Regions from separate parts of the Homo sapiens genome. Here region 1 is linked to region 2. Evidence: chromatin contacts called from ENCODE Hi-C or POLR2A ChIA-PET data. All regions are on one chromosome and are shown on one strand. The core of a region is the stretch at or near the end of the contact, and the rest is flanking DNA. Distances in the headings are between cores, read along the strand shown. Region 1 has its middle 150 kb from the start of PRELID2. Region 2 has its middle 590 kb from the start of PRELID2.

The links. A loop is a pair of places that touch in the nucleus more often than their neighbours do. ChIA-PET counts read pairs that join two places held with the same protein, here RNA polymerase II (POLR2A).
Region 1: a loop to region 2 is called in a map of A673, with 2.2 times the contacts of the local background. The contact joins two enhancer-like sites. A Hi-C loop is called at or near these places in 3 of 168 maps with a recorded cell type or tissue (A673, Calu3 and endothelial cell of umbilical vein). POLR2A ChIA-PET finds 5 or more read pairs at or near these places in 1 of 52 experiments (WTC11).

Annotation. Positions count from the first base shown.
Region 1 is chr5:145,685,988-145,692,637 of GRCh38, forward strand. It overlaps a transcript of PRELID2 not described here. Among named protein-coding and RNA genes, the nearest start is that of PRELID2, 150 kb to the right of the region's middle. Within about 2 kb of position 3,409, at least 3 of the 41 ENCODE cell types and tissues checked have a DNase peak (open chromatin) inside an H3K27ac peak, as active enhancers do.
Region 2 is chr5:145,244,037-145,250,768 of GRCh38, forward strand. It overlaps a transcript of PRELID2 not described here. Among named protein-coding and RNA genes, the nearest start is that of PRELID2, 590 kb to the right of the region's middle. Within about 2 kb of position 1,500, at least 2 of the 41 ENCODE cell types and tissues checked have a DNase peak (open chromatin) inside an H3K27ac peak, as active enhancers do.

The DNA of each region.
Region 1 (6,650 bases), core at 2,159-4,658, 440 kb after region 2:
TTGTCATGGGTTTCCCATGTTACATGGGAATGAACAGCATGGCGATGTATAAATTCTTCACCAAATCAAGCTTTTCTCTTCTGCCTTTGTTATTCATCATAGGTAAAAGTGTCTGTTACAGAGGAAATTACACATGTAAACCCACTCACTTTACCTCCCTCCTAAGTCTGTTACATGCCTTCCTGTAGCATCCTGTGCTCAGCCAATAGAATTGCCTCACCCAAACCCTACATACACAAGATTATAAACTCCCTGTAGGTAGGGACCACATCTGAGTTATTCATTTTAAATTCACTGCCTAGCACAGTGCCTGGCTTATAAGGGGGATTTTCAATAACTAAATTCGAATGAATATTTATAATATAAATAAACAGTCTAACAATATGTATGCCTTCTCATTAATAAGATGCATAATAGATGAAATTTCCCCTCACCACCCAGCCCCACCATGCCCTTAGCAACAAGATCTAAACAGGGGAAGGGTCTTTCCCCAGCCCCACCTAAAAACGTCTTCTAATCCCACTTTTGGAACAGCAGAAGAAACATTCAACCAGAAATAAGAAAGCTGTGAAAAGGCAGAGTCCATTTAGGGTTAGTTTGAAGACTATTTGTGTGCGTGTTTTTTTAAAACAACATCTGGACAAATTTTAAAATGTACTTGTGGTCCCATTCATGAAACGGGAAGCAGACCATGGGCTCAGAGCACCAATTACTTGCCCTTTTGTTTCCGCCATTTCTTGGAGAAAATTTAGTGAGCTAACTTGCAGCATGTCAATATAATAAAGTACCCAACATCTGGGTAAATTATAGATTAGCTGCAGTAATTGTTCAGCTTTTAAAAAGAATTTTCCAAATAAAAAATTTTTTCTTTAATTTTAATGCATTTTGTTCAATGTCCTATAGTTTTGAAAAATGCATCATAATAGAACTGAAATGATCTTATGGCATTTTACCCACATTTGATCTAATTTCCCTAATGATTTTTCCAGCTCTTCTATTAAAGCAAGACAAATTGTCATCTAGAGAGATGATGACAAAAAAGTATGAAAATAATTACAGGTTTTTTTTAATTTGTCACTCAGACTTGGAGATGCTAAATGATGACCAAGAAGATCACCAGGTTAACCTGGAAGAAGGTGTTCTCTCTGGTTATTACCATGTCAATACTACTGTTATTTAACAACCTGGCAGTGTTAATGGGACTCTTCTTCTGGGGATGAAACTATGGGGGGTCTTCTGACCTCCAAGTCTCTTGGCAGCTTTTAAGAGAAAAATGCACAAGACATGTGGTCAGGAAAGCCGGGTCCCAGTCTTAGCTCTGCCATTTGCTTCCTGCATGGCCTTAAAAAGCACATCGTCAAAAGACAATCAGACAAACCCAGGTTGAGATTCAATCTACAAGATAACTGGCCTGGACTCTTCAAAAATATCAATGTCATGAAAGTCAAGGAAAGGCCTAGGAACTTATTCTTGAATAAAGACAAATAAAGAAATATGACCACTAAAATGCAACATGTGATCCTGGACTGGATCCTGGATCAGAAAATAAAAGTGCTATAAAGGACATGATTAAATCAACTAACAAAATTGTCATTCTTTTGTTTATCGATGTGTTACCTTTCAGATTGTCTCTTTCCAGTAGAAACTCCATGACAGCATGGACATTTTCTAATGTATTTGCTTATGCATCACTAGCATTTAGGGGATGCTCAATGATTTTTTTAATGACTAAATGAATAAATGAGTAGAATCAGATCTGTCAATCCAATCATTGTCCACAAACTACCAGTATTTCCTAACTTTAAATCAATTAAATATTTAGATGCTTTAAATCAATTACCTCATTTAAATAAATAAAGTCAGTGCTATTAGTCCCATTTTACAGATTAATAAACTAAGAATCTTATCAAGGTTTCTATCTCCCAGTGAAACTAGAGGCAAAGCCAAGATTTAAATCAAGTTCAGACTCCCAAGTCTTTGTTTCTTCATTGCATGGTGCAGCCTCAGAAAAGCACTCACATTCACAATCTTCTCCTCTGATCCAATGCCTCTCATTGGCATCCTGAAATCATATATGCAAGGGCTTGACAAGGTTTCATTTTCTTCTGCCACTTGTCTTTGACACGATGCCTTCAGCTGCTGTGGGTGATGGGAAGGCTTTTAACCTGGTGAATCAGTAGCTGATCCCTGTCCACCTTCATCAGCGGTGTGACACATGGCAGCCTCAGAGACATCTCAGGTCTTTAAGGCATCTTGTTTGTTGCCCTCCAGTCTGACTTTGGCAATTTTCACAACATTAACTTGTCCTTTGGATGAAAGATAAAACCCTCGGTAGTCACTTAGGGCGTGACTTGCATCAGCAGTAATGGTAACTGGAGTTTTGTCCTTACTTCATAAAAGTAAAAAGAAAGCATGGAAATTTTCTAAGGAAGTCCTCGTCAAATATTTATTCAGCTACCTATTGAGTTCTAGGCATTGCTCTCAAGCAGCTTGCAGTCCAGTGACAGAAACAGATAATCAAACAATATATGCCATCAGAAAGCAAGTACAGCATACCACAGGAAAGGGGGAGAAGCCAAAAAAGGTTTGGGACATGACATCTCTGCTGATGCATAAATAATACCTAGAGTTACCCAGTTAAAAGGGTAGAAGATGTCAATGTTCTTAGCAAAAGAAACTGTACATTTAATGGCCTGATCATGACAGAGCATGACACATTGGAAGAACTTAAGGAAGACCCATGTACCTAGAGCGTAAGGTGCAAACTTGCAAACGATGCAACTATAAAATCAGGCAGGAGGCAAAGGTATGGACCTTCTTCTAAAGGCAATGGGAAGCCAATATTAATTTTCTATCAGAATGATCTTCAGGCTTCATTGGAATAATGGCAAGACAATTCAGGTAGACTGAGACTGTTTCAATCAGTCTAGTCAAGAAATAAAAACTGCACCAGTTATTTTAACAAAAATAATTGAATGTAAAGAATTGTTAGCAAGGTATTGGACAATTGGGAGATCCAAAAGGAGATACTGAGATATCATAAGCATAGCAACTACAGGAAGCAGCTACTACTTCAATGGCTGGGAAAACAAAGAGAAGAGGTTGGTATTATTAAAAAGTATAAATTTGGAAAAGGGCCGCTGGAGAGATCAAGCCCAAACCTCTGAGGAGAGGAAGCTGCCTGGCTGGTGCTTATTTCCCAGGAGTTCAGAGGGTCCAGCAAAGCTGGGATTTAGGCTTCCCAGGAGAGGCCAGTTGGCAAGAGCTGATGTCTCCAAGAGACCTCCGTGAGGCAGGTCCTTAGAGTGTTAAAAAAAAGAAAAACTGCAAATAGGAACCAACTGCTGCTACTAGAAGCAAGTGACACTGCCAAGGAGAAGAAGCATTGCTACGTTACAGAAACAGAAAGGAACAAGGCCCTGTTCCTCCTCTAGTTTCACATCTTCTTCCAGCTTCCTCTCTCTCATTGGCAAAGCCTACCGGGGAGCCAACCAGCAAAGGAGAAATGTGGTTTGCAGAGTTCCAGCCCCAGTATCAAAAAGCCAAGTAACAAAGATGACTTTGAGCTGAGAAACAATAGCTTAGTATTCAACACATCAGAGGTTTGCAGGCTTCTGTCTCCATAAATACCTTCCTGACAGCTCTGGGGATAGGACCAAACTGAGAGCCATGGATTTAAGCAAGCTCCAGGGAGAGGGGAGCAAAAAAAGGAGATGAAGCCCACCCAACAGTCAGAATAAGAGGGAGGAATCTGAGCATTCAGAAGATCATGGCAGCCCTATTTCTACTGCCCACTGGAAGGGCACAGCCCAATCGGGGGCAGTCTGAGGCCACATAGAGCAAAGGACAATTTATCCTCAGGGCCTTGCATCTCCATTTACTACTCCCAGTGTGGGGCCCCTTACCAAACTCCAGCTTTTCTAAACAATGGCTCTTTGGTAATCCTGGAATACTTTTAAGTGCCGTTCACCTTACTTCCAGTTTCCTTCTGTGGGGGTCTTTTTTTTTTTTTTTTTTTTTGAGACAAAGTCTAGCTTCATGGCCCAGGCTGGAGTGCAATGGTGCAATCTCCACTCACTGCAACCTCCACCTCCCGAGCTCAAGCAATTTTAGTGCCTCAGCCTCTTGAGTAGCTGAGATTACAGGTGCACACCAAACCACGCCCGGCTACTTTTTGTATTTTTAGTAGAGATGGGATTTCACCATGGTGCCCCCGGCCGGTCTTGAACTCCTGAGCTCAAGTGATCCACCCACCTTGGCTTCCCAAAATGCTGGGATAACAGGCCACAGCCACCGCATCTGGCGAGGGGATCCTCTTCCCTAACCCTTCATGCTTAGGGTGAAGTTCCAATTCAGTTTAGCAGTGGAATATATGACAGCCTTGAGCCAATCAGAACGCCACGTGTTTCTGGCCACGGTGATTGGTTCAGGGTGTTTAGGTGATCCAGTGAAACCCAATGAGACTAAGAAAGGGACTGTTCTCCATCTGAAACTTAAACTGCCATTAAAGAGTAGGGGAACTCCTGCAGCTACATGACAACCACAAGAGGCAAGCTTGTTTGAATATAGGGATGCTACATCAACATGGAGAGCACAAAATCCAGAAATGGGTCCTGGTGCCGTCATTTGAGGTCCAAGCTGTAACTGAAGCCAAACGTACTGTCAGGCCTTTTCAGTAGGGTGATTACTGCATTTCCTTTTTTATTTAAGCCACGTGAAGTGAGATTTTCTTTCACTCACTATGAAAAGATGCAGTCCAAAAAGATATAGCCCCTGTTTCTTGCACTTGTCTCTCTGCTCTTTCCCTATGTGCAAGATAACCTTTCCTTGCCCTGCTTTTAGATCACAGTGCTAGCAGGAACATGACTTCACGCAATAGGAAATAACAATATTAAGCAAATGAAAATTGTTCAGCCTCACTAGCAATCAAAGAAATGCAAATTACAATGATCTCATCCTGATTAGATTGTCTCCCTAAAAAAAAAAAACTTTAAAAATTATAATAGCCAACTCCAACAAAGTTATGATGAAATAGGTACATTTATGCACTGCATGTGATGGTGTAAATTGTGACACCTATTTTGGAAATTGTTTATAATAATCTTGTCAACTCTCTTTTGCCTATAACTGTTACTTAAATCTTGCACTGTGAGTTCTTTACATGTTTTTAGCTCAACTCCCCAAAAAGACAGGAGGTTCCTGGAAGCTCTCATTTTTATAACCATTCAACAACGTTTCAGCCAACAAATATTTACTACCAACTAGAAAGTGGAAACTATGCATAGCAGCTAACATAGGACCAAGCACAGTTGCTGGTGGTCTTGCTGGGAATATATACACTTAAAGGAATGAGAAGTAGAGCCAAGGCTAGCCACAAATGAATCAATCAAGCCTAACCGTAGAATCCCACACAGCTTCAGTAATTATCTAAGACTCGGCCGGGCGTGGTGGCTCACACCTGTAATCCCAGCAAGTTGGGAGGCCGAGGCAGGGGGATCACGAGGTCAGGAGATCGAGACCATCCTGGGTAACACAGTGAAACCCGGTCTCTACTAAAAATACAAACAAACAAACAAACAAAAATTCCAGGTGTGGTGGCACGTGCCTGTAGTCCCAGCTACTCGGGAGGCTGAGGCAGGAGAATTGCTTAAACCTGGGAGGCGAAGCTTGCAGTAAGCCGAGATTACGCCACTGCACTCCAGCCTGGGCGACAGAGTGAGACTCCATCTCAAAAAAAAAATTACCTAAGACTCCTGGGTTTTCACAGAGTCCAAAAATCTTAATCAAAAGACAGCCAGTGGTTGGCCTCAGTTGTTCCTTCATGGAGCCCAAGATTGACCAGAAGAAGGGCTACTTCTCTAGCACCTCAGGATCCTGTCTCCAGCAGCACAGAACACCCTACTGAATACCCTGAATACTCCATGCTGTTTCATGCCTCTGTGCCTTTGACCACCTTCTTCTTTTGTCTGGAATACCACCCTGGCCACCTGATGAATGCATCCTTCAAGACCTATCACAAGCGAGTCCTCCTCTATGATGCTTGCTTGAATCCCCTCCCTCCCTGATTGCAGCTGATGCTGTTACCTGCTCTTATCGTTATCTGTGACACTATCTCATGATTTCAAATACTCATTTACCTGGCTCATATTTTCACAATGCCACACACTCCTTGAGGTTCTCATTCATCTTTCTATGCCGGCATTTATAACAGTGCTGAGCACATAGTATGCTCAATTAATGCTTATTGAGTTGATTGGTAAATAGATTTTAAACTGATCGTACTTGAATGTTTTTGAGAGTTGCAGTCGATGGGACAGGAAAGGTTTATATGTATTTTTGTCCAGCCAATTCTACAAGCTTATGTGTACATGGAGGTACACACACACACACAAACACACACATACCCCCTAGGCCTCATGTGTAACCCTGCTGTGTGTTTCTGAATATTAGCAAAGGGAATACTTGACCAGCTGGAGCCTTTCTCCAGGAATAGCTCCATGCATCAATCAGAAGAGTCTGAGTTGACACCAAGAGGTAAAAATGCTCAGTGTTTTCACCCAAAAGGTGACATTTTGTCTAACAATGTTAATTTTGCACCATAAACACTTTTTATACTACAAAAAAAATCAAAGTAAATGCCTGTCAGGTCG
Region 2 (6,732 bases), core at 250-2,749:
TTGCCTCCCCAGTCTCAAGCAATTCTCCTGCCTCAGGCTTTCGAGTAGCTGGGACTACAGGCACAAACTACCCTGCCCAGATAATTTTTTGTATTTTCAGTAGAGACGGGGTTTCAGTATGTTGGCCAGGCTGGTCTTGAACTCCTGACTTCAAGTGATCCACCCACCTTAGCCTCCCAAAGTGCTGGGATTATAGGCCTGAGCCACCACGGCTGGCCCCAACTTTTTTGTAACATGCATTTCACTCTTAATATACTTGCCCAGTCCTCTACTTTCCTCGAAACTGACAGCTTTTTGAGGACACAGACCACTTGTACTCCCTGTCTGCTACCCTATTCCAAGTATTTAGCAAAGTGCCTGGCGGGTGGCAGGTGCTCCTCGAACATCTACAAAGTGAAGAATGTTTGGCATGGTGGCCTGAATTGAAGGTACAAAAAGATGCAGTGACACAGCCTTGGGGGAATGAACAGGAGGGAAAGGCTGTTATGAGACCATATTCCCTGGAGTAGAATAATGGTGAAGACTCACTACAGTTTCACGGCACACAGACCCAGGGACTCAAGTATTTTCTACAGGGAGACTCTTCATTTGCATTATTCCCCAATTTCAACTCATAGTAAGTAAAATTTCTTCATAGCAGGGAAGGTCTTAAATGAATTTAGATAATATATTTAAATATGTTACTCAAATATGTAAAATTTAATATCTAACCATTAACTTTGGGAATTGCTGTTACTTACTGAAGTCCAATTCAGATCAGAGTTAATTTCACCCTAATTTTCTTTTACATGCAAAAAAATTTTGCCTATCCACAGTTCTACCTAGAATAAAATCAGCACTGCAGTATATGAGTCTTCCTCAGGATTTACTCCACATAAAAGAAAACAGAGTTGTTATTTTTAAAATTTATATTTCTTCTCTGACTCATTTCCAAAGTATTCAAAGCATCTCTTTTTGTTCCGGCACATTTTTCTCTTTATGTTATTTTTATTTTAAACTAATGGTTATGATACTTCATTGACGTCACTATAGCAAAAAGATTAAGAGAAAGCTTTCTTCTAACTAAAATATTTCTTTAACCCACTACAAAACTCTTAAAGCTAGATACTAATATGTCCTGTAATTAAGAAATGAGCTTCCCAATAGGATTTATTTTCATAGATTTAGATTCAATGCCAAGAAGCTACAGTTTAAACTGTCACAGTGCCCAATAGTAAAAACTTGCAAATCCTCAGAGACCAATTTTAAATAAATTTGTATTTCAGAAAAAAATAAAGTGCAATGAAGATATCCTTCTATTCCTTCTGTTACCCTCACTTCCACCCAAAGTAAGGCAGACACGGAAAGAGAAAGTGAGCGGGTAGAAAAGAAAGAGAAAGAGAGAGAGAGAGAGAGAGAGAGCACATTAATATCCAAAAAACATTACACTTGGTTTTGCTGTGAGAACTTTGACGTGGTTTTTCTGGCTAGGCCTGCTCCTCTGAAGTCCAAAGCAGTTACAATTCCATTCCCTAGGGTGCCTGCAGTTAACTTAAGAGTGAGAAAAAGAATGAATGACAAGGTCAGGGGTCCTGATTAGATTCTTCTCCGCTGCCCTGAAGGACTAAGGATGACTGCAGAAGGCAGGAAAAATCCTTCCTGTTGATTCAAAAGAAACGGAAGTTCAGTGGATTCAAGCAGCTCTTAAATGTAATAGTTAACAGCACAGGTTTTGGAATGAGACCCCGTATTAGTTGTGTGAATTTGGGTATTTCACATAATCTCTCTGAGCCTCATTCTCTTCAGCGTAAAATACAGAGGATGATTCTTCCTCTCACTAGACTGTGCATGTCAATGTAAAAAGCACCGTGGCACTCAACACATTTTTATTTTTGTTTTTGTTTTTTTTTAATTATACTGCCTTCAGCTAATCTTCTAAGAATCCTCTGGAAAGAGGACAGGGGAGGTCAGGAAACTCCCAAATTGTCTTAATTTGGGACACAATGAAACAGATCAACTGCACTTACAAGGACCTTGAACTGAGGAAACGAGATTTTACTTAGAATACACAAAATCGAAGTGAAGAAATTCGATTAACAACAATAAACCTGGTAAATGGGAGGATCAATGAAATTCTGTTTTATCCTAATTAATGTCACGTGTCTTTCTAAGAAAATCAGAGACAATAACCCCTACCGCCAAAAAAGATGTAATAGAGAGTATAGCTTCTGACAGCCTAGACTGCAGAAGCGTGGGGTTTAGAGGAAAGTTTTAAAATCACATTCACTATTTTGTTTATCTGATACATTTTTATTAAGTACCGGGGATATAATAGTGAATCAAAATGACATGGCCTTTGCTTCAAGGCTCTTACATTCAAATGGGGGAAGAGAGTGATAAATATGTAGTTGTACAAATAAAAAAATGTAAAGATACTGTAACCACTCTAAGATAAAAGTGTGGTATATTAATAGGTATTCTAGTTTAGATTGAGAAAGCCTCTCTGGGGAAAGGCAATTATATTCTTTCCTTCCTTCCTTCCTTCCTTCCTTGGCATGGGCTCTCCCAAGGCTAATCTTGTGATAAAAGCCTATGCATGAATAGTTTATTAAGGAGCAGGTATGAGAGACATGGTAAGAGAAAGAGAGCCAGTACAAGTTTACATTATCAAATTTGCCACTGCTCTACGAGACGGAAACTGCCTTTGCAAAAATGATAACTAAGGAAATTATGACAGTGAAAAAGATGAAACCTAACCAACTCCATCTTGCTTCTAACCTTTAATCTGTCCTTGTTCATTCCTGGGTGTAGGCCAAACTAACCTAGGGAAGAAATTTAGTGTATGGTTTGACTCTGAAACAAAATTGATAATGGCCCTTTCCGGAAAAGACCCTCTTCTTTCCTGGGGACCAGTCTGCCTTTGCAGGACTAACAAATTAGCTACAAGATGAGAAATTATGGTTTAGGGGTTATGCAGCCTCTGGCTGCAAGAGTCTGAACCTCCCAAATTGCTCCTGTGGATAATATCACTATTGTAAAACTTCAGATCAGTGCTTGAGATATTTTGCAGACTCTTCACTCAGTGAATCAGCTGACACCACACCCAGACTTATAATCTGACTCAACCAGTTCTGTGATCCCACCCAGGAACAGAAGACAGCAAGAAAACTTCACTTTGACCCCGTTTGATTCCATCTGCAACGTGACCAATCATCACTCCTCAATTCCCGAGCCCCTACTCACCAAATTATCTTTAAAAACCTGATCCCCAGATGCTGGAGACTGATTTGAGTAATAATAAAACTCCGGTCTCCCACACAGTCAACTCTGTGAATTACTCTTTTCCATGACAATTCCCCTGTTTTGACAAATTGGCTCTGTCTAGGCAGCAGGCAAGGTGAACCCACTGGGTGGTTACAAGACAAGTGGCTGCTTAGGCCACAGTGCCAGGTGAGAAGTCTTAGGAAATGCCTCTTTGAACCATCTTCTGAAAAAAGAACAGAAAAGGATTTTTCTATGGTCTTCTGTCCTACATTACTCAAAGGTTGCTCTGTATATGCTAACTTCCCCAAATCCTGGGTTGCACATACATGAGTGGCTAGTATTGAATGCCAATCAGGCATGCCCAGGCCTGCAGCAGAGAAGTCCCTGGGCAAAGCAAGAAGTATAGAGAATGGTTCCCAAACAAGGTACTGCCATTTGCACACAGATAAAGCTGTCCCCCAAACAGGAGCTAGAATTAGAAGAAAGGCCAAGAAAATCTGACATGGACCAGACAAGTGTTCTGATGTACCTCCTGTCTCTGAGACATCCTACATTCTAGTTCAGATTAGTCACTCAGTACGTTTTTATCATGTCTCTTTATTATACTGGCCTCAGCTAATCTGAGGCCAAAACTTGCTAGTGGTTCCCTGTTACCTGCCTAAAAAAGGGCCAAACACTTCAATATGAAGTCAGGGATTATCAACATTTGGAGAGTAGCTAGAGTCACAGGCGTCCCTGAAGAAAATCATAACTAATATACCTTGTGAAATATTTAAATGTGTCCAACAGTAGGGAAGTAGTTTGATAGATAATAATAAAATATAAAATAGCTATTAATAATGATACTTCAACAAAATCATAAAGGTAGAACTGCTCAGGATGTAACAGTAAGTACAAATGCAAAATTCCTATATTTTCATTCCTTCGTTCCCCCCCCTTCTTAACCCTCGTATATGTATGGGGGAAAGAGGCCCTTGGTAAAACGGAATAAAGATACAAACATGCTTATGTTGTTCTCTTTGCTTAAGTGTAGTTTTTCAAATTTTGTACCATAGGTTGGTTTTATTTTATAATTTAAAAATATTAACTTAAAATTATGATTATAAAAATGTAAAACATATTTCAATAGAATGAGAAGCCAGCTCTGAGTTGATGTCAGAAGAGAATCTGGGAGTCAAAAATATTGCTGCTCTAAGTTTATTCTTGGCCATTCTTTGTAAAATCATATAAGTTGGCCAGGTGCAGTGGCTCACACCTATAATCCCAGCACTTTGGGAGGCCAAGGCAGGCAGATCAAAAGGTCAAGAGATCGATCGAGAACATCCTGGCCAACATGGTGAAACCCCATCTCTAATAAAAATACAAAAATTAGCTGGGCATGGTGGTGCACACCTGTAGTCCCAGCTACTTGGGAGGCTGAGGCAGGAAAATCACTTGAACCCAGGGGGTGCAGGTTGCAGTGAACCGAGATCTCACCACTGTACTCCAGCCTAGCAACAGAGCGAGATTCTATCTCAAAAAAGAAAAAAATCACGTAAGTTTTTCTGCACTCTGGCATTGTCTCCTCATCTTAATCCCTAGGGAGCCAAACTCACTGAAGCAATAATCAGGTGCCAACAACTAAATTTCAGAAGGAAATGTCTCAGGGACTACAGTAAAAATTTTCAGTGCCAGCCTATTATTTGAGGCTATCACGTGTTTCACTTATATAACCTCAATAAATATTATGCTGATGTTCGTTCAGATTTAGAAGCTTTTTTCATCCTATTGCTACCAGCATATTTTCTGCACATTAATAAGCATCACATTTTATATGAAATATGACCCTCATTTTTAAACAAATTACAAAGCCACAAATTAGCTATTTGCTGAAGAATAGAGAAACTTAGAATTCTCATGTCTTTGCTTTTGCAACAAGCCCAAAAGAGATGAAGCTGATTATTTAACATGCCCCTTCCCGGCACACAAGCTCTTGTTAGTCAATAACTATTTTGCTGTCATTTTTTCTATGCTTCTGCAAATTTTAAACCTTTTCATTCATCCATTATTATTAGTTGATAAGATTAATTTGGTAGTATTTGGGCAGTCTGATCCTTATACTCAATTTTGAATATTTTGAATATATAATACTGTCCTATAATTACCTTCTAAAATCCTCAGAGGATTGGACAATGGACTGTTACATTCCCATAGTCTATTTTCCCCTTTTACCAATGAAAGCCAAAATACTTGTTTTTTTCTTTCTAGAGTTTTGTCCATTCCAAATAGAATTATATTTTTTCTTCTCTACATAAATCTAGGAATATTGCAACGGTTGCCAGGAGAAATAAATTACAGTGTTAGGCTGCAAATCTGTAGGTTTAAAGGTTCACCTTCCTTCAACATTATTTTAAAGGGAAAATACTATATTTCAGCCAGCAGAGAAGACAGGTTCTTGGTTTTATTCTCTAGTATTAAGCTCAGTTCTCTGTTTTGTAATGCCTAAAGGGATATTATGATTCTTTACAGAAAAAAGACATAATTTTAAATCCTTGTGCTTTGGCTGAATGAAGAGTGAGGTGATAGAACCTGGTGGAGGGAGGGGCAATAGGGGAGTGGGAGGGTTCCATTCTTTGTCAGTATAGTTTCCATGCCTCTCCCTCTCTCTCTCTCTCTCTGTCTCTCTCTCTCTCTCTCTCTCTCTCTCCTTTTGATGCATAGCCAATTGCAATCTGCACACAATTTAGATGAAGACATTTAACTGAATATCCAAAACCTAAATTTTCTTTTCTTTATAGATCTAGAATTTTTCAACGATGTTGCTTTTGTAACATACAGTTTGGGAAGGCAATATTATTGGATAAGGTTTTGTGTTCTTTCAGGGGAGAAACCATTACTCTTTAGAATTACAATGATCAATGTTGAAAGATATTCTCAAATACACACAGACAACCTTCGTCAGCATGAATTATGTGGGGGCAAGAATCAGGTTTGCAATATGCAGTATTTTGCTCAAAGGACTTTCACCTAATATATCTGAGTTGATGAGTATTTTATAGTCAGCAATACATTAAACATATTTGTAAGAAGCTTATTCTGTGCCAATGGTGCTAGAATTCAGAGTTTCTGACTTCATTCAAAATGCAAGTGTTTGAACCAAGCCAACAGCTTCAGAGGGAATCAGTGTAGTATAAAACATGGCTAAAAAGAAGCTGCTGACTGACCAACTTGCGATCAAATCATTGATATGAAGACTAGGAAGTTAAGAATATTGATGAAAAAGAACTTGAAGTTGTAGACCATGGGATGTTGGGTTGTTCTGAGGGTACCAAGAGACTTAGATAGATGGTCTAGATAAGAAGTGGCAAGAGGTAGTGGTTAATAAGTGGAATAAAGGTGTTCAGACTTTTGAGATGGAATACAAACACTATGCAGCAATTAGGTAATGACATTGGGATATTTTCCATGAAACACTGTTAAGTTTTAAAGTGGGATATAAAACAGTATGTG